3 separate regions of the Homo sapiens genome follow, and all the other regions are linked to region 2. A link is an interaction called in ENCODE POLR2A ChIA-PET data of the cell type or tissue named here. Cell type or tissue: Panc1. All regions are shown on one strand. Region 1 overlaps FOLR1 (folate receptor alpha). Region 2 holds the start of LOC112268077 (a long non-coding RNA gene). Region 3 has its middle 26 kb from the start of PHOX2A.

Region 1 (8,000 bases), 160 kb before region 2:
GCACACAGGAGCATAGTTTCAAGTTGTCCTGAATTTTGCAGCCATCACAAGTTAGTTTTTAAGGAAAAAGATTAGTTCCTAAGTTGTTTCTCAATAACTTATAATAAAATAACATCCACAATTGATTGGCTATACATTGTTTTTTTGTATCACAAATTCCACAAACAGATAATGGGTGAGGCAGCTAGTCAGGGACAAAACACTTCCCAAGTAGCTGGGATTACAGGTGTCCGCCACCACACTTGGCTAGTTTTTTGTTTGTTTATTTTTTGAGATGGAGTCTTGCTCTGTCGCCCAGGCTGGAGTGCAGTGGCATGATCTCGGCTCACTGCAAGCTCCACCTGCCGGGTTCACACCATTCTCCTGCCTCAGCCTCCCAAGTAGCTGGGACTACAGGTGCCAGCCACCACGCCCGGCTAATTTTTTGTATTTTTAGTAGAGACGGGGTTTCACCATGTTGGCCAGGATGGTCTTGATCTCTTAGCCTCGTGATCCACCCGCCTCGGCCTCCCAAAATGCTGGGATTACAGGCGTGAGCCACCGCACCCGGCCTAATTTTTATATTTTTAGTAGAGACGGGGTTTCACCATGTTGGCCAGGCTGGTCTCAAACTCTTGATCTCAGGTGATCCACCTGCCTTGGCCTCCCAAAGTGCTGGGATTACACAAGTAAGCCACTGCACCCAGCCTGGGGTTACAATTTAAATTGCTTTTTTACCTTCAAATCTTTGACACCTCAGTGAGGCTTAATCTGACCGCACTATTACACTACAAGTCCCCATCCGTCTCTGCTTAATTTTTGTCCAAAGCAAAAATCAGGTGATGTGTTCATTGTTGTAACCCCAGTTTCTACAAAAGTACCTGGGTGAGAGTAAGTAGGATCTCAATAAAGGTTGAATTAACAAATTTTGTAATGACTGCAACTCCAGCAGGAGCTCCCTTTTGGGCTCCCACTGTCTCTGACGGCCCTCTCCCCTAAAGAGGTCCCAATAGCAAGTATTTTCCTGGGTGACTTCCAGTGGGCTGGGGAATCAAGGACTAAGAGGGGAGACACTGCATGTGGAATATTCTGGCTGTGCTGGCTGTGCTGGCTGTGGACTGAGTCCTCTGTCTTCCCCCATCCAGTGTCGACCCTGGAGGAAGAATGCCTGCTGTTCTACCAACACCAGCCAGGAAGCCCATAAGGATGTTTCCTACCTATATAGATTCAACTGGAACCACTGTGGAGAGATGGCACCTGCCTGCAAACGGCATTTCATCCAGGACACCTGCCTCTACGAGTGCTCCCCCAACTTGGGGCCCTGGATCCAGCAGGTATGCATGGCTTCCTGCAGGTACAAGACCTAGCGGAGCAGCTGAGCTTTCCAGGCATCTCTGCAGGCTGCAACCCCAGCTCCAGTTCTATTCGGGGCTGAGTTGCTGGGATTCTTGAACCTGAGCCCTTCTTTTGTATCAAAATCACCCAGGTGGATCAGAGCTGGCGCAAAGAGCGGGTACTGAACGTGCCCCTGTGCAAAGAGGACTGTGAGCAATGGTGGGAAGATTGTCGCACCTCCTACACCTGCAAGAGCAACTGGCACAAGGGCTGGAACTGGACTTCAGGTGAGGGCTGGGGTGGGCAGGAATGGAGGGATTTGGAAGTGGAGGTGTGTGGGTGTGGAACAGGTATGTGACAATTTGGAGTTGTAGGGCTGGCAGACCTCAAGATAGTTCCGGGCCCAGTGGCTAAAGGTCTTCCCTCCTCTCTACAGGGTTTAACAAGTGCGCAGTGGGAGCTGCCTGCCAACCTTTCCATTTCTACTTCCCCACACCCACTGTTCTGTGCAATGAAATCTGGACTCACTCCTACAAGGTCAGCAACTACAGCCGAGGGAGTGGCCGCTGCATCCAGATGTGGTTCGACCCAGCCCAGGGCAACCCCAATGAGGAGGTGGCGAGGTTCTATGCTGCAGCCATGAGTGGGGCTGGGCCCTGGGCAGCCTGGCCTTTCCTGCTTAGCCTGGCCCTAATGCTGCTGTGGCTGCTCAGCTGACCTCCTTTTACCTTCTGATACCTGGAAATCCCTGCCCTGTTCAGCCCCACAGCTCCCAACTATTTGGTTCCTGCTCCATGGTCGGGCCTCTGACAGCCACTTTGAATAAACCAGACACCGCACATGTGTCTTGAGAATTATTTGGATATGAATGGGAACGTGACTGTTTTGTTTTCCAATTCCCATTGATTGAAACCAGTGAGACTGGGCCAATTCCTAGCTCTGACAGTTGCTATAAACTAGCCTGATACTTAACTATTTTTCTAACTTAGGAGACATTCGTAGCTCTCAATTTCATTTTTTACTATTGCTCCAATCTAGAGCCAAGCCCAGGAATTTTTCATTTGTTTGTTTTGAGACAGGGTCTCACCCAGGAATATTTTGTTTGTTTTGAGACAGGATCTCACTCTGTCACCAGGCTGGAGTGCAGTGGCATGACCTTGATTCACTGTAACATCTGCCTCCTGGGCTCAAGTGATCCTCCCACCTCAGCCTCTCAACTTGAGACTGCAACCATGTGCCACCACACCTGGCTAATTTTTTTTTTTTTTTTGAGATGGAGTTTCGCTCTTGTTGCCCAGGCTGGAGTGCAATGGCATGATCTTGGCCCACTGCAACCTCCTCCTCCCAAGTTCAAGTGATTCTCTTGCCTCAGCCTCCAGAGTAGCTGGGATTATAGGCATGCACCACCATGCCCGGCTGATTTTGTATTTTTAGTAGAGACAGGGTTTCTCCATGTTGGTCAGGCTGGTCTTGAACTCCCGACCTCAAGTGATCCGCCTGCCTTGGCCTCCCAAAGTGCTGGGATTACAGGCGTGAGCCACTGCGCCCAGCCCCACCTGGCTAATTGTTACATTTTTTTATAAAGAGGAGATCTTGGTATGTCGTCCAGGCTGATCTCAAACTCCTGGCCTGAAGCAAACCTTTCATCTCAGACTTCAAAAGTACTGGGATTACAACCGTGAGCCACCACACCCAGCGCAGTCTCAGCTCACTGCAACCTCTGCCTCCCACATTCAAGCAATTCTGCCTCAGCCTCCCGAGTACCTGGGACTATAGGTGTGGGCCACCATGCCTGGCTAATTTTTGTATTTTTATTAGAGATGGGGTTTCGCCATGTTGGCCAAGCTGGTCTGGAACTCCTAACCTCAGGTGAACCACCCACCTCAGCCTCCCAAAGTGCTGGGATTACAAGTGTGAGACACCATGCCCAGCCTAGCTCAGGATTTTATCATTTAAACTGAACATAAGCTTCCCAGGGTTGATTCCTGTGCTGTGCTCAGCTCTCCAAAAGAAGAGGTGGGAATGGCTGTACCCAGCATGTTTTGGATGGGTTGCTGGGAAGAGGGTAAGGGTGGCAGCAAGAGCCATATGGCACTAACAGCTAATACCCACAAAGCATTTTCTGCTAGGCACTATCCTAAACTGTTTATACCGATGACATGTAGATACTACTGTCTGCATTTTCCATATGTAGAAACAGACACATAAATTAAAGAACATTGCCTGGCCAGGCACAGTGGCTCACACCTATAATCCCAGCTCTTTGGGAGGCCAAGTCGGGCGGATCACCTGAGGTCAGGAGTTCGAGATTAGCCTAGCCAACATGGCAAAACCCTGTCTCTACTAAAAATACAAAACTTAGCCGGACGTGGTGGTGTGCACCTGTAATCCCAGCTACTCGGGAGGCTGAGGCAGGAGAATCTCTCGAACCCAGGAGGCAGAAGTTGCAGTGACCAGAGATCACACCATTGCACTCCTGCCTGGGCAACAGAGCGAAACTCCGCCTCAAAAAAAAAAAAAAAAAAAAAAGAAAGGACATGCTCTTTCCCATCATGGAGTGAATAAATATGTGTGTCTTGAAGGGATAATGGGTCCATGGCTGACCAGAGGAGCTGGGCCTAAGCTGCTCTGCCAGAGCTAGGATGGGAACCCAAACTTCGACTCCTAAGCAGGTTCCAAACCAATAACCTGAAGGGTTTTAAGGCAGCGTTCTCCATTAAATATAGTTTGTAACCTTTGTATTAAGCCAGGTTATATTACAGTAACATTCGTAATATTTCTGTGGCATCATACAACTCACCTTTTTGGGTTTTTTTTGTTTGTTTTCTTTCGTTTAGAGACAGAGTCTCTCTCTGTCACCCAGGCTGGAGTACTGGCATGATTATAGCTCACGGCAGCTTCAAATTCCTGGGCTCAAGTGATCTTCCTGCCTCAGCCTCCTGAGTAGTTGGGACTACAGCTGTGAGCCACAACATCCAGCTAATATATACACATATAAAATATGTATTATATATATACAATAGTAAAGACAGGGAGGTTCTCACTATCTTACCCAGGTTGGTCTTGAACTTGCACTGAAGTGATCCTCTCAAAATGCTGGGATTACAGATGTGAGCCACTGTGCCTGGCCACAAATCATGTTTATTTCTTGCTCAAGCTGCAATGTTTAATGTGGGTTATCAGAGGGATTCTGTTCATTTCTCTTTCCTGGACTACATTAGCAGCCAGGGGGTTCTGCTTCTCATTCCAGGCCCAGGCTGATGGAGGCTCCATCTTCTATGAAACAGGAAGAGGGAACTTAGCGAATTCCATAAGGCTCTTCAAATTTCCACCTGTCACTTATATCATTGGCCAAATCAAGTCATGAGCATGCCTAAATTCAAGAAGGCCAGGAAAACATGATCTTATCATGTACTTGGAAGGACAGGAGAATCACAAGGTTTGCAACAGACCTCGTTGTTTTCTGGTCAGTTTCTATTTCATGCACGGTCATAGTTACAAATTTAATTTTTTGGTTAGATCCTAGTAAGAAGGAGGATCAACTCTTTAAACCTATGCAAATAACTACATCAACCCAGGCCGGGCATGGTGGCTTATGCCTGTAACCCCAGCACTTTGGGAGGTCGAGGCAGGCGGATCACTTGAGGGCAAGAGTTCAAGACCAGCCTGGCCAACATGGTGAAACTCCGTCTCTACTAAAAATACAAAAAAATCAGCCAGACGTGATGGCACATGCCTGTAAACCCCAGCTTGTTGGGAAGGTGAGGCATGAGAATTGCTTGAACCCGGGAGGTGGATGTTGCAGTGAGCCGAGATCCTGCTATTGCACTCCAGCCTGGGCGATGGGCAATGGAGTGAGACTCCGTCTCAAAAAAAAAAAAAAAGAAAAAAAAAAGAAAAACTACACACACACAGAAAAAACCAGAAAAACTACATCAACCCGAAAAGTGGAGCAATCCACTGCTGACCGCCCTGGGTAGTCTTGTAAACAAGGTCAATTGTTGCATCATGTTCTCTACAGGATCAGTGACACCATTTACAAATATGATTAGTTTACAGATATATTTGGATTAGTGGAATTAAAGATAAGTACCATCTAAAACCAACTTTTTTTTCTTTTTTTGAGATGGAGTCTTACTCTGTCACCAAGGCTGGAGTGCGGTGGCACAATCTCGTGTCACTGAAACCTCTGCTTCCTGGGTTCAAGCAATTCTCATGCCTCAGCCTCCAAGAAGCTGGGATTATAGGCATGTGCCACCATGCCCAGCTAATTTTCATAATTTTTAGTAGATACGGGGTTTCACCATTTGGTCAGGCTGGTCTCAAACTCCTGGCCTCAAGCAATCCACCTGACTTGGCCTCCCAAGGTGCTGGGATGACAGGCATGAGCCACTATGCCCGACCTATTTCTTTTACTTATTTATTTTGTGTGTGTGTGTGTGTGTGTGTGTGTGTGTGTGTGTGTGTGTGTGTTGGTTTTTGTTTTGAGACGGAGTCTCTCTCTTGTCCAGGCTGGAATGCAGTGGTGTGATCTCAGCTCACTGCAATGTCTGCCTCCCGGCTTCTACTGCCTCAGCCTCCTGAGTAGCTGGGACTACAAGCATGCGCCACCACACCCAGCTAATTTTTGTATTTTTAGTAGAGACAGGGTTTCTCCATGTTGGCCAGGCTGGTCTGGAACTCCTGGGCTCAAGTGATTCACCCACTTCGGTCTCCCAAAGTGCTGGGGTTGCAGCCGTGAACCACCAAGCCTGGCCCACTTCTTTTTTGGACCAAAAGCATAGGTGATGAATGCAAAAATTGATAAATTGGACTTAAAATTCAAAACTCTTGCCCTTTAAAAGACAGCCTTAAGAAAATTAAAAGACAAGCAACAGACTGGAGGAAATATTTACAAAACACATCTGATAAAGCATCTGTATTCATAATATACAAAGAACACTTACAACTCAGTAATTATAAGGCAGTTGACCCAATCAAATAATGGGCAAAAGAAATGAACAAACTTCATTAAAGAAGATACATAGGTCGAGTGCGGTAGTTCATGTCTGTAATCCCAGCACGTTGGGAGGCTGAGGCGGCCGGATCACTTAAGGCCAGGAGTAAAGACCAGCCTGGCTAACATGGCAAAACCCTGTCTCTACTAAAAATACAAAAATTAGCCAGGTGCGGTGACACATGCCTGTAATCTCAGCAACTCGGGAGGCTGAGACAGGAGAATTGCTTGAAACTGGGAGGTGGAGATTGCAGTGAGCTGAGATCATGCCACTGCACTCCAGCCTGGGTGACAGAGCGAGACTGTGTCTCAGAAAAAAAAAAAAAGAAGATACACAAATTATGAGTAGTTACGTGAAAAGATACTCAACATTATTAATCATTAGAAAAGTGCAAATTAAAACCCCAGTAATATACCATTTTATACCTATTAGAATGGCAATAATAATAAGATAGACAATAACAAATGTTGGCAAGGATGTGAACCCTCACACAGTGCTGGTGGGGATGTAAAATGGTACAGCCCTTTGGAAAACAGTGTGGCAGTTTCTCAAAAAGTTAAATGTAAAACTACCATACAACTCAAAATTCCACTTCCAGGTATCTACTCAGGAGAAATGAAAATCAACATAACAAAACTTAATTATGAATATTCATAATATTAGGTATCATTATACATAATAGTCCCAAGCTGGCAATAACCTATATATACGTATACACGTATACACGTATACACGTATACGTATGTACACGTATACACGTATACGTATGTACACGTATACACGTATACGTATGTACACGTATACACGTATACGTATGTACACGTATACACGTATACGTATGTACACGTATACACGTATACGTATGTACACGTATACACGTATACACGTATACAGACGTATACACGTATACGTATGTACACGTATACACGTATACGTATGTACACGTATACACGTATACGTATGTACACGTATACACGTATACGTATGTACACGTATACACGTATACGTATGTACACGTATACACGTATACGTATGTACACGTATACACGTATACGTATGTACACGTATACACGTATACACGTATACATACGTATACACGTATACACGTATGTATACGTATACACGTATACGTATGTATACGTATACACGTATACACGTATACACGTATACGTATGTACACGTATACACGTATACGTATACACGTATACACGTATACACGTATACGTATGTACACGTGTACACGTATACACGTATACACGTATACGTATGTACACGTGTACACGTATACACGTATACACGTATACGTATGTACACGTATACATATGTATGTATACATACATACATACGTATAAGTATACATATGTATGTATACATACATACATACGTATAAGTATACATATGTATGTATGTATATATATTTTTTGAGACGGAATTTTGGTCTTGTTGCCCAGGCTGGAGCGTAATGGCGTGATCTTGGCTCACTGTAACCTCTGCTTCCTGGATTCAAGCGATTCTCCTGCCTCAGCCTCCCAAGTATCTGGGAGTACAGGCACACACCACCATGCCTGGCTAATTTTTGTATTTTTTAGTAGATACAGGGTTTCGCCATGTTGGTCAGACTGGTCTTGAACTCCTGACCTCAGGTGATACACCTGTCTCGGCCTCCCAAAGTGCTGGGATTACAGACGT
Region 2 (8,000 bases):
TGGTGACTGACTGGTAAAAGGAACTCCACCAGCATGCAAAATGGTCTTAAAGGGGACAGAGAGGCCGAACAAACTGCGAGAATAAAGGCACCAAGGTGGGAACACAGTGTAGCTGGAGTATTAGGGCTCCAGTAGGGGAAAAGGTAGGTGAGGGTCAGACTAGAACAACTCTAAAACCAGTTAAAAGCATTAGTATGGTTAGAATTTTTTTTTAAACGAGTGAGCACTGAGTGTTTCTGAAGTTAATAATAACAGAGACTATATATAAAGTACCTACTCTGGAGAAGTACATATGTCCTAATCCTTACAAATCCTTAGGAGGTAGGTGGCGCCACCCCCATTTCCAGATGAGGAGAAAGAACTTCAGAACAGTCAGTAATTTGCCCTGGATCACATAGCTATTAAATGGCAGGGCTGGTACCAAGATCCTGACTCCAATATTCATGCTCTTCCCTTGCAACCTCTCTTAGCTGGGGGTTCTCCTTTGAAGCACATACAAAAAAAAATTGACTAGTGATTTTCTCAATGCTTCCAAAGATGTGTGTGTGTGTATATATATATATATATATATAGCTAGTACCATTTTAGATTCCTGGGAGAGAAGTTAATTCCTGTGTACGATGGATGCCTTGGAGAATGAGGGCTCAATTCTCTGGAGGAACCTTGGTCAAGAAAAACGGCCATGATTAGAGATATGTTTTAGGAAGATGGATCTGCCGGTGGGATCACATCCCTGAGAGGACCTGGTTGCCAAAGCAACTTAACAGTCCTGGAAATATCAAGATGAGTCATCTTCAGGCACTTGAAGTATGAGGCTCCAGCCACCTTCCCTGATCACTCCTCTTTCTAGTCCTACTGCCTCTTCCCCACCTTCCTCCCTCCCTCCCACCACACCTGCATTCAAGTGCTGAAGCAGAGCCTTCCTGCTGATAAGCCATCAACACAGGCAAAAGCAGCATCTTCCAAGGTAAAAAACATGAGGGTCTCTGTACTTTTCTGTGGCGGTTGGGAGTAGAAGACTGGCACTAGTTAATTCAAAACCCTTCTGGAGAACTCTGGCAAACTCCCATCATCCTTCCTGATAAGGCCTAAGCACCCCCTCCTCTGGGAAGCCTTCTGTAACTGATTCTACCTCTCTGATCACCAGGCAGAAGACATCATTTCCCCCTGTTCGTCCCCAGAGCCCCTTGTCCAGGCGCCTGCCAGAGCACCTACCCCATTATCATGGTCTGTTTCCACATCTATCTCCTCTGACAGTGTGAGAGCCTCTCAGGGTCAGTGACAGTTTGCCTGATCTGTCTTAGGATTCCCTGAGGCCCATGGTCTCAGAGATGGCAAGTGGCTTGCCCAGGGTCACTTGACAAGGCTGAGATTTAAACCCAGGTCTGACTTCAAAGCTTGTTTCTTTTTCACTATGCTACAGGGTCTCCCGAAAATGAGACGACGTTAAGCAGTCTGTGCTAAGCTGTACAATGCTGTACAAGTTTGGAGGAGGAAGTATCGGAGTAGACCAGACGACGAAGAAAGGCTTCTTAAGAGAGAGAGGCCTTGAAGAGTCTGAGGATTCAGATAAGAAAACAGGGAACATGATGGCACTTTAGGCAGGATGGGAATATCGTAGGTAAAGACAGAATTAAGAGGCCTTAAGGTAGGAGTAAAGGTTCTATATTGGGGAGGAATGGAATTACAGCTGCCAGAATGAGAGTTTGATTTCTTTATACATGTCACAATGATAAGTACTTATAACAGGGAACCTACCATGTGCCTGCCAGGGGCTTTCATAAAAAATACCACCAATCCTCATGCTATCCTTGTGAAACAGGTGTTATTTTAGATGTACGAAAACTGAGGCTTAGAGAATTAAGGAAACATGCCCAAGGCAACACAGCTAATAGGTGGGTAAACTGGGATTCAAACCTAGGTTGGCCTGATTCTGAAGCCTGAGGTTCCCTTTCTATTACTCCATGCCACCTCCTAATGGGCCAGAGAGCTTTCCACATTATCAGCCTGATGCTTCTGTCTGAATCTCCTCCCAGCTCAAATGGGGACTTTTGGTCAGACAGCAAGAGCAGCTGACTTTTCTAGCTCTAACCCTCTAAGGTCTGGGGACCCTAAATCCCTGAGGACTAAGTAATTTCAAGGAAACTGTTCTGTGTGGGCCCTGTGAGCACAGGCTGGCCTCTGTATTTAGGCCTGCTTTGGATCTCACAGAATCTCCCTTTAGTTACTGCAGCAAAGCTGGTGGCAAGTACAGCCTAAGAAAACCGGATGGGGCTGGGCGCGGTAGCTCATGCCTGTAATCCCAGCACTTTGGGAGGCCGAGGCGGGCGGATCACCTGAGATCGGGAGTTTGAGACTAGCCTGACCAACATGGAGAAACCCTACCTCTACTAAAAAAAATACAAATTTAGCTGGGTGTGGTGGCACACGCCTGTGATCCTAGCTACTTGGGAGGCTGAAGGTAGGAGAATCGCTTGAAGGCGGAGGTTGTGGCAAGCCGAGATCGCGCCATTGCACTCCAGCCTGGGCAATAAGAGCGAAAATCTGTCTCAATTAAAAAAAAAAAAAAAAGCCAGCCAGATGGGCAGGAAGGTAGGCTCCCTTGCCTTTCCTGAAACCCTTTGGAGAGGGTCAGCTGAGGTCAAAAGACTCTGGAAATATTACTGGCAACAGCCCCTAGAATGATAGAGCAGGATCCTGCCTCTCGGTTGGCTGGTCACACACACAGGCAGACCAAGGGAGGTCAAGGGGGAAGGGAGGTCAGAAGTTGGCAGCCTGCAGGCCCTGAGTGACGGCAACTTGTTCAGGGTTGGGAGGGAGAAATAGTGGGTTAATGGTTTTGGCCCTTGAGGCTGGGAGGCTAGGGCAAGGGGTGTAAATGTATGCTGGCTAAAAAGGCAGGTGGGAGAAATGTAAAGGTGGGGGCTAAGGGCATCTGTTCCAAGTCAACAGGCAGGAACCATGCCCCTGGAACGGCTCAAAGGGCCAGCCTTGGCCTGGGGGTGAGGATAGAGGGAGTTTCATAAAAGGCCCTCGTCTTTTCATTTCAAAGGTGTTCGATCTAGAAGGCTAGGAAGAGGGGCTCCTTATAAAGTGAATTCTCTTGTCTGGGGGTTGGGGGAAGCAGAGAATGTAAACTACTGGACAATAGCTGGGAGTATTGATTGATTTTAAGGCACGGCAGAGATAATGTCCTTGGTGAACACTCCAATTCTTAGCTACAAATGTCTTGCCACAGAGTTTTCCAACGGACAAAGGAAGAAGCTTTCTGCTTGGGGATGTTTTCTAAGTCTCTGCTTCTGAGAACAGCAAGTTCTCGCTCCAGAAGCATCAGTCATCCCAAGAACTGCTGCCACATCCACAAGTAGTCCTGCCCTTCAGTGGCTGTGCCCTAGAACAAAGCATATTCTGGCTGCTCTGGGGCAGGTCCCTTGTAGGCTTGGGGATACAGGCCAGGCCTGGGTTTTAAGCTAGCATGGCTGTGGCTGACAGAAAGTGGCAAGATTACGTGCGTGTTCCTGGGAAGTTCCCAGAGGCCAATGAGAAGATGATCTGGGGATGCTGGGCCTGTGGAGGCAAAGGCTCTGGGACTGAAAGAACTTTCTTTGAAGACTGGTATTTGGAAAAGTGACTAGGTAGCAAAAGACAGTTGGCATAAGTTATAGAGAAGACCACAGCTCATTAAAAAGATGTTTCAACCATGCCGGGCGCAGTGGCCCAGCACTTAGGGAGGCTGAGGCGGGTGGATCACCTGAGGTTGAGAGTTCGAGACCAGCCTGACCAACATGGAGAAACCCTGTCTCTACTAAAAATACAATATTAGCCAGATGTGGTGGAACATGCCTGTAATCCCAGCTACTCGGGAGGCTGAGGTAGGAGAATTGCTTGAACCCGGGAGGCAGAGGTCACGGTAAGCCAAGATTGTGCCATTGCACTCCAGCCTGGGCAACAAAAGCAAAACTCCGTGTCCCAGAAAAAAAAAAAAAAAAAAAAAAAAAGGTTTCAACCAGTCTCCCTGGGGAAGAAGGAGGTTCCTTCTGTCTCTGAAAAATGTCAGCTAGCCAGCTGTTGGAGAGGGTTCTGCTGGAAGAGAGGCAGGCAATCATCAGAGTGGCCCAGAGACCTTTGAGGACCTTTCCAGTGCTCAGGTTCTATGAAGAATGATCCCAACAAGGAAGACCCTGGGGTCTAGCCCCAAGAGAGGATCCCTGGCCCTCAAAAAGCACCAGAGGAGGCATGAACAGGCAGTCATGTGCCATGTACTCACTCAGGGGTCTGTGCTCCACACATCCTGGCCAGATGCTTCCCACACTCTCCCAAGGAGAGGCAGGAGTGGGATATGGGGAAGTGGGAAAGAAAGTGACTGGGATGTGTCTGGCAGGTAGCACTACCAGACTTGGACAGGACTTGCCCAGCCTGAGTCTGGGGATGGCATGTTTTGTCTCTCCAATTAACTGATGTTCTCCAAAGGGAGGGTATTCATTATTCATTGATTTATTGAGTGCTTACTAAGTGCCAAGTACTATAGTAGATGCTGGGGACACTTGAACCAGTCAGCCATGGTTCTTGCCTTTTAGAAGCTCAGAGACAAGTTAGGGAGAAGGCTATTGAACAAATAAAAACAATTTCAGGTTGTGACAAGTGTAATGACGGAAAAGAATAGGGTGCCATGACCCAGAGTAATGAAAGGGGCCTGAGACGGGGGTGGGACCAAAGAGGATGTCTTTGTGACCTGGGTTAGGAGGGATTTAAAGAGCCTGTGTCCTTTGTTTCATTAGCTCTGCTTTGGAGGTCACGGGGGAGAAGAGAGAACACTTTTAGGGATAGCAAGAGTCCAGAAAACTCTCACAGCATACACAGACAGGCAGGATGACATGGTGTATCACACCACATATAGGCAGAGAACACACATCAGCCACAGGAGGGCAAACCACATGTGTGCACTGCCACTGTCAGCAGGCAAAGCTGCTCTCGAGGCATCTCTAGCTCTAGGAGGATAACAGGGCTCTGGGGAAGTATGTTATTTCCAGAATAGTGAGGCTGCCAAGTACTCTCTCCCCCTGCCAAGCCCCATCCCACCCCTCCTCCACCCCCCCCACCCCACCCCTCTTCCACTTCCCCCACCCCACCCCTCCTCCACCTCTGCTCTCACCTCCATCAAGCAGCTCCTTGACAGTGCGGTAGTCATCAGCAAGAACAGCATAGTGCAAGGCCGTGCAGCCCTTGAAACTGGCGCGGTTGTTCAGCCTGTTGTTGAAGTCATCCTCTCGGGTGATCAGGACTGGGGAGACAGCAACACAAACCCTTCCATTAGCAACGACAGCATGAGCCACCAATCTCACCTGTTTTCTAGTGGCATTTTAATTCACTCACTCATCTACCTACTTACTAAGCATAAAATGGCACCTACTATGTTCCTGGCCATCTGTGCTGGGTAAGAAGAGGCAAAACAGAGGCCAGTTAGTTCCACAATGTTTACTGACATCTGTTATGTGTTAGGATTCATCCTGGGGACATGAAATAGATCAGATAAGGTCCCTGACCTAACTGACAAGGGAGGCAGACAATAACCAGATGTTTATAGAACTGTTTGAGATAAATGCTCTGTTAGAGGTATAATAGGAGAATATACCAGAACGCCAGAAGAGAGTTTAGCTCAACTTGGGCATGAAGAGAGGATCCCAGAAGACAGGAGTCTTAAAGGATGAAGAGAAGTTATGCAGGTAAAGAAAGCAGGTTGGGGTAGGATAAGGAAAGAGTGGGGCAGGAGACAGAGGCTGTTTTAGCAGATTAATATACCTCTCTGCTCTGAAAATGTTTACATTCTAGTAAGTAAGTGGTTTTAATTTTTTAAAGCTTAAAAAATTTATAAAAGCAATTAAATTTTTAAAATCACAGAAAAGTACAACAAAGAAAAGGAACCAATATCTCAGTGACTTGAGAAACTATGTGTCAGATTTTGATATATGTTCTTCCAAATTTCATGTGTGTGTGTATCCCCTATAAAATTGGAATTTACTGTAAATGCAATTTTGTAATCTGCATTTTTACCCTTATTACCTGTAAACATTTTTTGAAAGAAGAACAAGCATTTCATGTGGTCAAAGAACCAAAATCCCCCAGGCTCACTCTAGTGCTAATATTTGTGATTTTCTCACTCTGATTTGATATAAAATAACATAAAACCAGTCCATCATTTTTCCAGGACTCTCTGGGTTGGGTGACTCCACACACCCTGTTTACCCAGGGTGGTCCTGGTTTTCTTCTGCTGTTATAGACAGTTCCAGTTTGGACAATAAATTAGAATGTTACCCCACCTCTGGGGCCCTCCCTTGGGAAATGAGACCCCTCAGAGCACTCTCTCCCCTGCTCAGGCAATGGAGCTTCTTTCTAGCCCCCATGTGAAAGTTATCCAGGCAACTGTCTTACATTCCCTCCTGAGCTGAGTTTGTAGGGGTAGAATTTGGGTCCTGACTACCTATACTCCTCCCTGAGTCCACAGCACAGGATCTGCAGAGGACAGGTTCCTCTTACCTCTCACTGGATAAAGGGGTACACTCAGTCAAGAGGCGATCTTACCTATGTAGTCAAAAGCACCAGACAATTCCTAAACCATTCTTTTTCAAGTGGTCTTGGAATGGAGTCTATGCAATACTAAATGTCCTATATAAAGTTCCAAAAGCCAGAAGACTGCCATGCCTCTTCCAAATACTAATAGATTTTTTTTTTTTGGAAATGGAGTTTTGATCTGTCACCCAGGCTGGAGGGCAGTGGCGCGATCTGGCTCAATGCAGCCTCTACCTCGGTTCAAGCGTTTCTCTGCCTTAGCCTCCCGAGTAGCTGGGATTACAGGTGCCCGCCACCACAGCCGGCTAATTTTTGTATTTTTAGTAGAGATGGGGTTTCACCATGTTGGCCAGGCTGGTCTCAAACTCCCGACCTCAGGTGATCCACCCGCCTCAGCCTCCCAAAGTGCTGGGATTACAGGCGTGAGCCACCGCGCCCAGCCATACTAATAGATTTCACTTACTGACCTTCTATACTATGCCTGACATGGTCACTTCACACAATCTTACTTAATTCTCATAATTACCTTACATAGTAGGTAATTATTATTCCCATTTTATAGATGAGGAAACTGAGGCTCAGAGGTCACATAGCTAATAAGTGATTGTCCCCACTGTTTCTCACATATCATAATGTCACCCTCAATTTCCAAATGAGGAAATCAGACACCAAGAAAGAAGTAGAGCCCAGATGTCCTGGTCCCAGCCTTGGCTCTTATTCCATCCTGTTTTCCTGTTTGGGTGAAGGTGCAAACTCACTCTCTGCAGAATTTGCCCTTAACAGAAAATGGCCTGAGGTTTGTAGCTAGCACTCAGATAACCTAATGTGGATGGAAGCATTTCAAATGTTTGGCCAAAATAAAGTTGGTGGAGTGTGCAGCTGGAGAACAGACAACAGTTTCTTAGTTTCTTGTGGTTTATAGAATCAATGGTCAATGAGCCTTCTACTCCTGACATGGCCTCTCCAGACTGATGAACCCCCTGCTCCTGCCCCAGGAGTGTTATCTGACCTTTCCTGGAGCAGGAAGAACAGGAAGTTAAAAGGCCTCTAACATACAAGTCCCATGTGCAATGGCATCTACACTTTTCCCATAAGAGAGCCGTTTAGGACCTCAATCAGAGATTACTAGCCCTTAGTTACAGTCTTATCAAATCATGCTAGGTGATCTTATTTCCAGCCCACTGCAGATTAGGAGAAGGAAATAAGAAGGCCAGGGAGGATGCTACAGAACCAAGCAGATTGATTACAATCAAGCACTGGCCAGGCAGGCAGGGAAAAGAACAGGACAATGAAAAGCTGAAAAAGGAATTCAGAGTACAGCACCTCAAAAGCCCCTAAGGGCATCACTGAACTGCCACATAGGACATTAACTGCTGGATATAATGATGAACCTGACGAAAAGTGATAGTTGGCTCAAGAAAGCAGGAAAGGTG
Region 3 (8,000 bases), 87 kb before region 2:
AATGTTCCGGTCAGGTGTGCTGGCTCACGCCTGTAATCCCAGAACTTTGGGAGGCCGAGGCAGGTGACTTACTTGGGGCCAGGAGCTTGAGACCAGCCTGGCCAACATGGTGAAACCCCATCTCTACCAAAAATACAAAAATTAGCCGGGCGTGGTGGCATGTGCCTACTCCAGAGGGTGAGGCAGGAGAATCTCTTGAACCCAGGAGGCGGAGATTGCAGTGAGCTGAGATTGCACCACTGCACTCCAGGCTGGGCAAAAGAGTGAGACCTTGTCTCAAAAAATAAAAATAAAAAAAAAAAGTTCAATCCTTGCCCCTATTTTCAGCCCCATGTTGCATCCCACATTCTCAGAGCACCTGGTGCTTTGCATTCCTGAACTCTTCTGGGGTTCTGTGTTATGAACTTGATTCTTTCTTTCTGACATCCCCTCTGTAGTTATTGGGTATGCAGCTTTCTTAGTTCTCCTGACTTCTCTATCATTTTTCATATTTTCCGTTTTTAAGAGTATGGAAGAGTATTAGAAAAGACAGCTTATAATTTCACTGACTAGATACTCTCCAATTAAATTACATGCACTGGCCAGATGATTAAAAAGAAATAAAGTAATAAAAAGTTTAAATGAAAAGTGAGAAGTATTCCTTCCCTGTTTCTTCCCCTAGTCCCTCTCTCAAAAGGAAATATTTGTGAACATTTCCTTGTTCAACATTTCCTTGTTCACAATTTCCTTGTTTAATTTCTTTTTTGTGTTTTTGAGACAGGATGTTTGCTCTGTCACCCAGGCTGGAGTGCAGTGGTGCTATCACAGCTCACCGTGGCCTCGACCTCCTGGGCTTAAGCAATCCTCTCACCTCAGCCTCCTGAGTAGCTGGGACAACAGGCGCCAGCCACCACGCCCAGCTAATTTTTGTATTTTTAGTAGAGACGGGTTTTCACCATGTTGCCCTGGCTGATCTCAAACTCCTGGGCACAAGGGATCTGCCTGCCTGGTCCTACCAAACTGCTGTGAATACAGGCATGAGCCACTACACCTGACTCTTGTTTAATTTCTTCTAGAAATTAAAAAAAACACACCCTGTATCTATGTGTTTGTGCAGGTGTGCACATACACAAAAAGGATAAAGCTATACAGCTATATAGATAAGATTTTTTTAAAAATCAGGGTCTCACTTTGTCACCCAGGCTGGAGTACAGTGGCACAGTTTCAGCTCACTACAGCCTCGACCTCCCGGGTTCAAGTGATCCTCCCGCCTTAGCCCCCCAAGTAGCTGACACTACAGGTGCACTACCATGCCCAGCTAATTTTTGTGTTTTTGTAGAGATGGGGCTTCCCTATGTTGCCCAGGCTGGTCTTGAACTCCTGAGCTCAAGTGATCCGCCCACTTTGGCCTCCCAAAATGCTAGGATTACAGGCATTAGCCAGCACCTGGCCTTAGATAAGACTTTTAATAATATTCCTGGGGCTATTTCACTATTGGCACATGCAGATTCATCTTGTTCTCTTTTATTGGCTACATCATACCATATTGTAATGGACGTGCTGGTTTTGAAACAATATCTTGAGAGCGCTGGGAAAACTGCAGTTTAAAAGATTCCCTTTAGTAAATTCTTTTTGTAGAACAAATAATTATTTGGGGGTAATGAATACTTACTCATTAGTTTTTCAGGTTTGGACGCTTGTATTTTAATACATCAAGCTTTCTTAAAGTGATCCCATCTATAAATGACAGATGACTACATATATAATTACATGGGTGTTAGGTGAGATTCTCAGTGAGGAAGTGAGAGGAACTTGAGAATCTTTTAGTTTCAAGAAACAGAAGCTGTACCTGAAGGGATATTCCAGCTAAAGGAAAAAGAAAAGTTAATTTTAGGGATACTCTGTTGTTTTGCAGGCCCTAACAGCAGATAGGTTTTAGGGAAAACCGGGACCAGGGACCCAGACACCAATGGTATTCTCTGATGTTGCTATAAACATTCATGTACAGGTTTTTGTGTGGACATAAGTTTTCAACATATTTGAGTAAAACACCAAGGAGCAGAACTGAAGGATCATACAGTAAAAAGTATGTTTAGTTTTGTAAACAACCACTAACTGTCTTCCAAAGCTGCTGCATTATTTTACTTTATTATATTATATTTATAATATAATAATACTTATATAAGTATTATATATAATATATAATAATATAATATAAATATAATATTTATATTTCAATATTATAATATAAATATAATATTTATATTTAAATATTATCATATAAATATAAATATAATATATTATAATTATTATAATATAAATATAATATATTATAATTATTATAATATAAATATAATATATTATAATTATTATAATATAAATATAATATATATTATAAATATTATAATATAAATATATTATAAATATTATAATATAAATATATTATAAATATTATAATATAAATATATTATAAATATTATAATATAAATATATTATAAATATTATAATATAAATATATTATAAATATTATAATATAAATATATTATAAATATTATAATATAAATATATTATAAATATTATAATATAAATATATTATAAATATTATAATATAAATATATTATAAATATTATAATATAAATATATTATAAATATTATAATATAAATATAATATATTATAAATATAATATAAATATAATATATTATAAATATAATATAAATATAATATTTAATATTTATAATATAAATATAATATTTATATTATAATATTATAATACTTTAGCTCTGCTCCTGCCTGCACTTTGCTCCACTGGACTCTGCTCTTTTTCCCCTAGCAGGTAAGTTTCCTCCACTATTCTGACCCTTGGAGTAGACAACTTGGTTATGGACAGCTCCAGACCTGTACATCCTAGTTAGGCACTCTAAACAGAGATTTGTGGTGTATTCTCTGTTCTAGTTTTAAAATTTCTGGAGGAGAGGGAAGTCTGATTTGCTCTGGTGGGTCAGGTTGTCACATCAGAACCAGTGAAATGTATCTAGATGTATCCAGGGAGCAGTGTCATAGCTACTAACATGACAGAAGCTCTGATAGGTCTTTGGGTGGTGGGAATGGGTTGGGAGAGAGTGTTGCAATAAGAAGGGGAGTGTTAAGCACACTGTCACTTAGGAGTGCACACTGCGGTTACAGAATCTTCTAATTCTTTGGTGGAAGCTTCCTGGAAGGGGAAGTTTCAGTGGTGCTATCATTCAAAGAAAATTCAAGGCTGGGCGCGGTGGCTCACGCCTGTAATCCCAGCACTTTGGGAGGCCAAGGTGGGCGGATTACCTGAGGTCAGGAGTTCAAGACCAGCCTGACTCACTTCGTGGTGAAACCCCATCTCTACTAAAAATACAAACATTAGCCAAGCATGGTGGCACACACCTGTAATCCCAGCTACTCGGGAGGGTGAGACAGGAGAATTGCTTGAGCCTGGGAGACAGAGGTTGCAGTGAGCCGAGATAGTGCCACTGCACTCCTGCCTGGCTGACAGAGAGAGACTGTCTCAAAAAAAAAAGAAAAAAGAAAAAAGAAAATTCAAGCCCTTTGTGAAGGTTTTATAATGACCCTGACAAGGGTTCCTTGGGTCACGGAGAAGAGACCCTACCCAAATGAAGATGCCTTTACAAGTTTGGAGCGCTCACCCCTCTCTCTAGGCTTCCAAAGCTAAGTGATCCTTCCAAGCAAAATTGGAAAGCAGTCGGCTTGCAGGCAGGTGGTGGTGGCTTAGAGCTTCCTTTTAACCATTTATGGAGTAGGTCTTCATTTCTTGATGTAAATCCAAGCATCCCTCTGGTATCACATTCCATCTTCCTGAAGAACTTCTTTAACATTTCTTGTAATGCAGGTCTGATGAATTCTGTCACCTTCAGTTTGTCTGAAAAAGTATTTCACTTTCATTTTTGAAATATTTTCATTGGGTATGGTATTCTGATGAGTTTTTTCTTTTTAGCACTTAAAGTACGACCTTCTATTCTCTTCTAGCTTGCATAATTTCTGGTGAGAAGTGTGCTTTGTTCTTCTCAATGTAATATGTCTTTTCTCGTTTTCAAGACATTCTCTTAATCTTTGAGTTTTGGAAGTTTGAGTCTGATGTGTCTAGACATGTGTGGTGGTTTTAAAATATGCATGCATATTTTTAATGTATACTGCTATCTCTATATCCTTTAAAAGGTGAAGCTTAAAGGCTGGGCACGGTGGCTCACGCCTGTAATCCCAGCACTTTGGGAGGCTGAGGTGGGTGGAACACCTAGGTCAGGAGTTTGAAACCAGCCTGACTAACATGGAGAAACCTCATCTCTACTAAAAATACGAAATTAGCTGGACATGGAGGTGCATGCCTGTAATCCCAGCTACTTGGGAGGCTGAGGCAGGAGAATCGCTTGAACCCAGGAGACGGAGATTGCAGTGAGCCAAGATCACGCCACTGCACTCCAGCCTGGGCACAAGAGCAAAACTCCGTCTAGAAAAAAACAAAAACAAAAAAGTGAAGCTTAATTCTCCTTCCCTTGCATTTTTGGGACTTCTATTGTAATGAATGCAATATGGTGGGAATGGTGGTGTTCTGCTTCTGACGCTTAGGGCATGTAAGACATTGTGGCTTCTGCCTGCCTCTCCCTTAGATTGCTCTGGGGTACAAATTGTCATGTTGTAAGGACTTTAAGCTGATATGTTTTAGTCATCAGGAAATTATACTTATTTTATATAATTAATTGCCTAAGAAATGCTAAATGGATGAAGCGATACTGCAATGGGAAGAAACAAAGATAAAAACCCAAATCATGAGATTATGCCGTGGAGTCTTACTGATTTGTTCTTCCTGCAAACACTCGGTAAGCATCTATTGTGTGTATGAGTATGTCCAGGTAAGCTACAGAAATCAGGTAGAGGAAGGAAGACCCTAAAACAGTTTTCAACTTTAACCTGTTAAAATATGAGCCATAACTTTTTGGATACAGCTCTATTCCCCTCCCCCCCATTTTAAAAAGAAACTCTATTAGAATGTGGTTCATTTAACTTTTAAAAGTTAATCGACAATTTTTTTAGAGCAGCTTTAGGTTCACAGCAAAACGGAGTGGAAAGTATACAGCATTCCCATACCCCCCTCTCCTGCCCTAGTACCAACCCCCCCCAACAAAGCCTTCATTATCGATATTAGCATCAGATTGGAATATTTGGTACAATCAATGCACCAATATTGACACATACATCATAATTGACCAAAGTCCATAGTTAAAGTTCACTGTATTTACATTCTGTAGATTTTGACAAATGTATAATAACGTATGCCCACACTTGTAATATCATACAGAATAATTTCACTGCCCTAAAAATCCCCTGTGCTCCACCTATTGATCTCTCTCCACTTAAGTCCCTAGAAATCACTTCTGTTTTTACTGTCTCTATAGTTCTGTCTTTTCCATGATGCCATATAGTTGGAATCATACAGTATATAGGCTTTTCAGAATGACTTCTTTCACTTAGTGATAAGAATGTAAAGTTTCTCTATGTGTTTTTATGGCTTAATAGCTCATTTCTTTTTAGCATTAAATAATATTCCACTGTCTGGATGTACCAGAGTTTCTTTATCCACTTACCTATTGAAGGACATTTTAATTTCTTTCAAATTTTGACAATTATGAATAAAGCTGCTACAAACATTCATGTGTAGGTTTTTGGGTGTACGTAAGTTGTCAACATAGTTGAGTAAACACAAAGGAGCTCAGTTGTAGGATCATATGGTAAAAGTATGTTTGGTTTTGTAAACAACTGCTGTCTTCCAAAGTGACTGTATCCTTTTGCATTCCCTCCAGCAATGAATGAGAGTTCCTATTGCTCCACCTCCTTGCCAGTATTTGGTATGGTCAGAGTTTTGAATTTTAGCCATTCTAAAGTATAGTGGTATCTCATTGTTTTAATTTGCAATTCCCTAATGACATAGGATGTGGAGGATCTTTTCATATGCTTATTTGTCATCTGTATATCTTCTTTGGTGATGTGTCTTTTCAGATAGTTTGCCCGTTGTTTAATCTGGTTTTCTTATTGTTCAGTTGTAAGCATATATTTTGAATATTCCTGTATCACATATGTCTTTTGTAAATATTTTCTCCCAGTCTGTGACTTCTTTTCTCATTCTCTTGACATTTAACTTTGATATATTAAAACATTTTTTTGAAAGCATGTATTTCCTTATTTTTAAAACTGAGGCATAATTTTTGAGATATAAAACTTTGAGATATAATTCACATCATAAAATTCACTCTTTAGGCGGGGCACAGTGGCTCATGTCTGTAATCCCAGCACTTTGGGAGGCCGAGGCGGGTGGATCACTTGAAGTCAGGAGTTCCAGACCAGCCTGGCCAACATGGTGAAACCCTGTCTCTACTAAAAATACAAAAATTAGTAAGCTGTGGTGGCGCCTGCCTGTAATCCCAGCTACTCGGGAGGTTGAGGCAGGAGAATTGCTTGAACCCAGAAGGCAGAGGTTACAGTGAGCCAAGATCGCACCACTGCACTCCAGCCTGGGCAACACAGCGAGACTCTGTCTCAAAAAAATAAAAATAAAAAAGGCCAGGCGCTGTGGCTCACACCTATAATCCCAGCACTTTGGGAGGCCCAGGCGGGCGGATCACGAGGTCAGGAGATCCAGATCATCCTGGCTAACACGGTGAAACCCCGTCTCTACTAAAAATACAAAAAATTAGCCGGGCGTGGTGGTGGGTGCCTGTAGTCCCAGCTACTCGGGAGGCGGAGGCAGAAGAATGGCGTGAACCCGGCAGGCAGAGCTTGCAGTGAGCTGAGATCACGCCACTGCACTCCAGACTGGGTGACAGAGCAAGACTCTGTTTCAAGAAGAAAAAAAAAAAAATTCACCCTTTGAAGTGTACAATACAAGGATTGCACAAAGTTGTGCAACCACCACCACTATGTAATTCTAGAACATTTCATCACTCCAAAAAGAAACCCCCAAGTTCATTATCAGTCATTTCGATTCCCCTTTCCCATTACCTGGCAACCACTAATCTACTTTCGGTCTCTGTGAATTTGCCTATCTGGACATTTTCATATAAATAGAATCATCTACTATGTGGTATTTTGTAACTGGATTCTTTCATTTTGCATATTTCAAGGTTCATGTTGTAGTGTAAATCAATACTTCATTCTTTTCATGTCTGAATAATATTCTGTGTATATGTATAGATACACCATATTTTATCCATCCATTCATCAGTTTGATGAACATTTGGGTTGTTTCCACTTTTTAATTATTATGAAAAATGTTGCTATGTACATTGTGTGTAAGTTTTTGTGTGGCTGTATGTTTTCCTGTCTCTTAGGTATAAGCTAGGAGTAGAATTGCTGGGTTAGATGGAAACTCTATGTTTAACTTTTTGAGTGACTGTTAGGCTCTTTTCCAAAGTGGCTGCCTCACTTTACATTCCTACCAGTAGTGTATGAGAGTTCAATTTCTCCAAATCCTCACCAACACTTGTTATTGCCTATCTTTTTTATTATAGTCATTTTGGCGGGTATGTATAGTGGATTTGATTTGCATTTCCCTGATAGCTAATGACACCGAACATCTTTCATGTGCTTTTTAACCTTTTATGTATCTTCTTTGGATAAATGTCTATTTAGATCCTTTGCCTGTTTTAAAATTGGGTTAATTTGCTTTTTATGGTTGTGTTTTAAGAGTTCTTTATATACTCTGTATACTAGACTCTTATCAAATCTGAGTTTCAAAGATTTTCTCCCATTCTATAGGTTGTCTTTTCACTTTCTTTTTCTTTTTTTTTGAGATGGAGTTTCGCTCTTGCCCAGGCTGGAGTGCAATGGCACAATCTTGGCTCACTGCAATCTCTGTCTCCTGGGTACAAGCGATTCTCCTGTCTCAGCCTCCCAAGTAGCTGGGATTACAGGCACACGCCACCACTCCCAGCTATTTTTTTTTTTTTTTTTGTATTTAGTAGAGACAGGGTTTCACCAT

Evidence for each region. ChIA-PET counts read pairs that join two places held together with the same protein. Peaks named below come from ENCODE experiments on the same cell type or tissue, not always from the same donor. Only the 100,000 strongest peaks of a DNase experiment are listed, where the experiment ranks them.
Region 1: POLR2A ChIA-PET joins it to region 2 with 15 read pairs; 2 of 35 experiments call an interaction of 5 or more read pairs at or near these places.
Region 3: POLR2A ChIA-PET joins it to region 2 with 10 read pairs; 3 of 35 experiments call an interaction of 5 or more read pairs at or near these places.

What each region holds. Positions count from the first base shown.
Region 1 is chr11:72,194,147-72,202,146 of GRCh38, forward strand. It overlaps FOLR1 (folate receptor alpha), which reads left to right. Exons shown (of 4, transcript NM_016729.3): 2 at 1,125-1,313; 3 at 1,466-1,601; 4 at 1,751-2,153. The coding sequence ends at 2,031. It overlaps FOLR1-AS1 (FOLR1 antisense RNA 1), which reads right to left. Exons shown (of 3, transcript NR_199595.1): 2 at 4,367-4,590. Among named protein-coding and RNA genes, the nearest start is that of FOLR1, 6.0 kb to the left of the region's middle. In Panc1, no CTCF peak of the experiment used is centred here; no DNase peak of the experiment used is centred here.
Region 2 is chr11:72,353,728-72,361,727 of GRCh38, forward strand. CLPB (ClpB family mitochondrial disaggregase) reads right to left here. Exons shown (of 16, transcript NM_001258392.3): 5 at 5,153-5,281. LOC112268077 (a long non-coding RNA gene) reads left to right here and starts at 789. Exons shown (of 3, transcript XR_007062768.1): 1 at 789-967; 2 at 1,424-1,648. In Panc1, CTCF peaks have their summits at 322 and 533; no DNase peak of the experiment used is centred here.
Region 3 is chr11:72,266,352-72,274,351 of GRCh38, forward strand. No RefSeq gene overlaps it. Among named protein-coding and RNA genes, the nearest start is that of PHOX2A, 26 kb to the left of the region's middle. In Panc1, no CTCF peak of the experiment used is centred here; no DNase peak of the experiment used is centred here; H3K27me3 peaks cover 562 bases.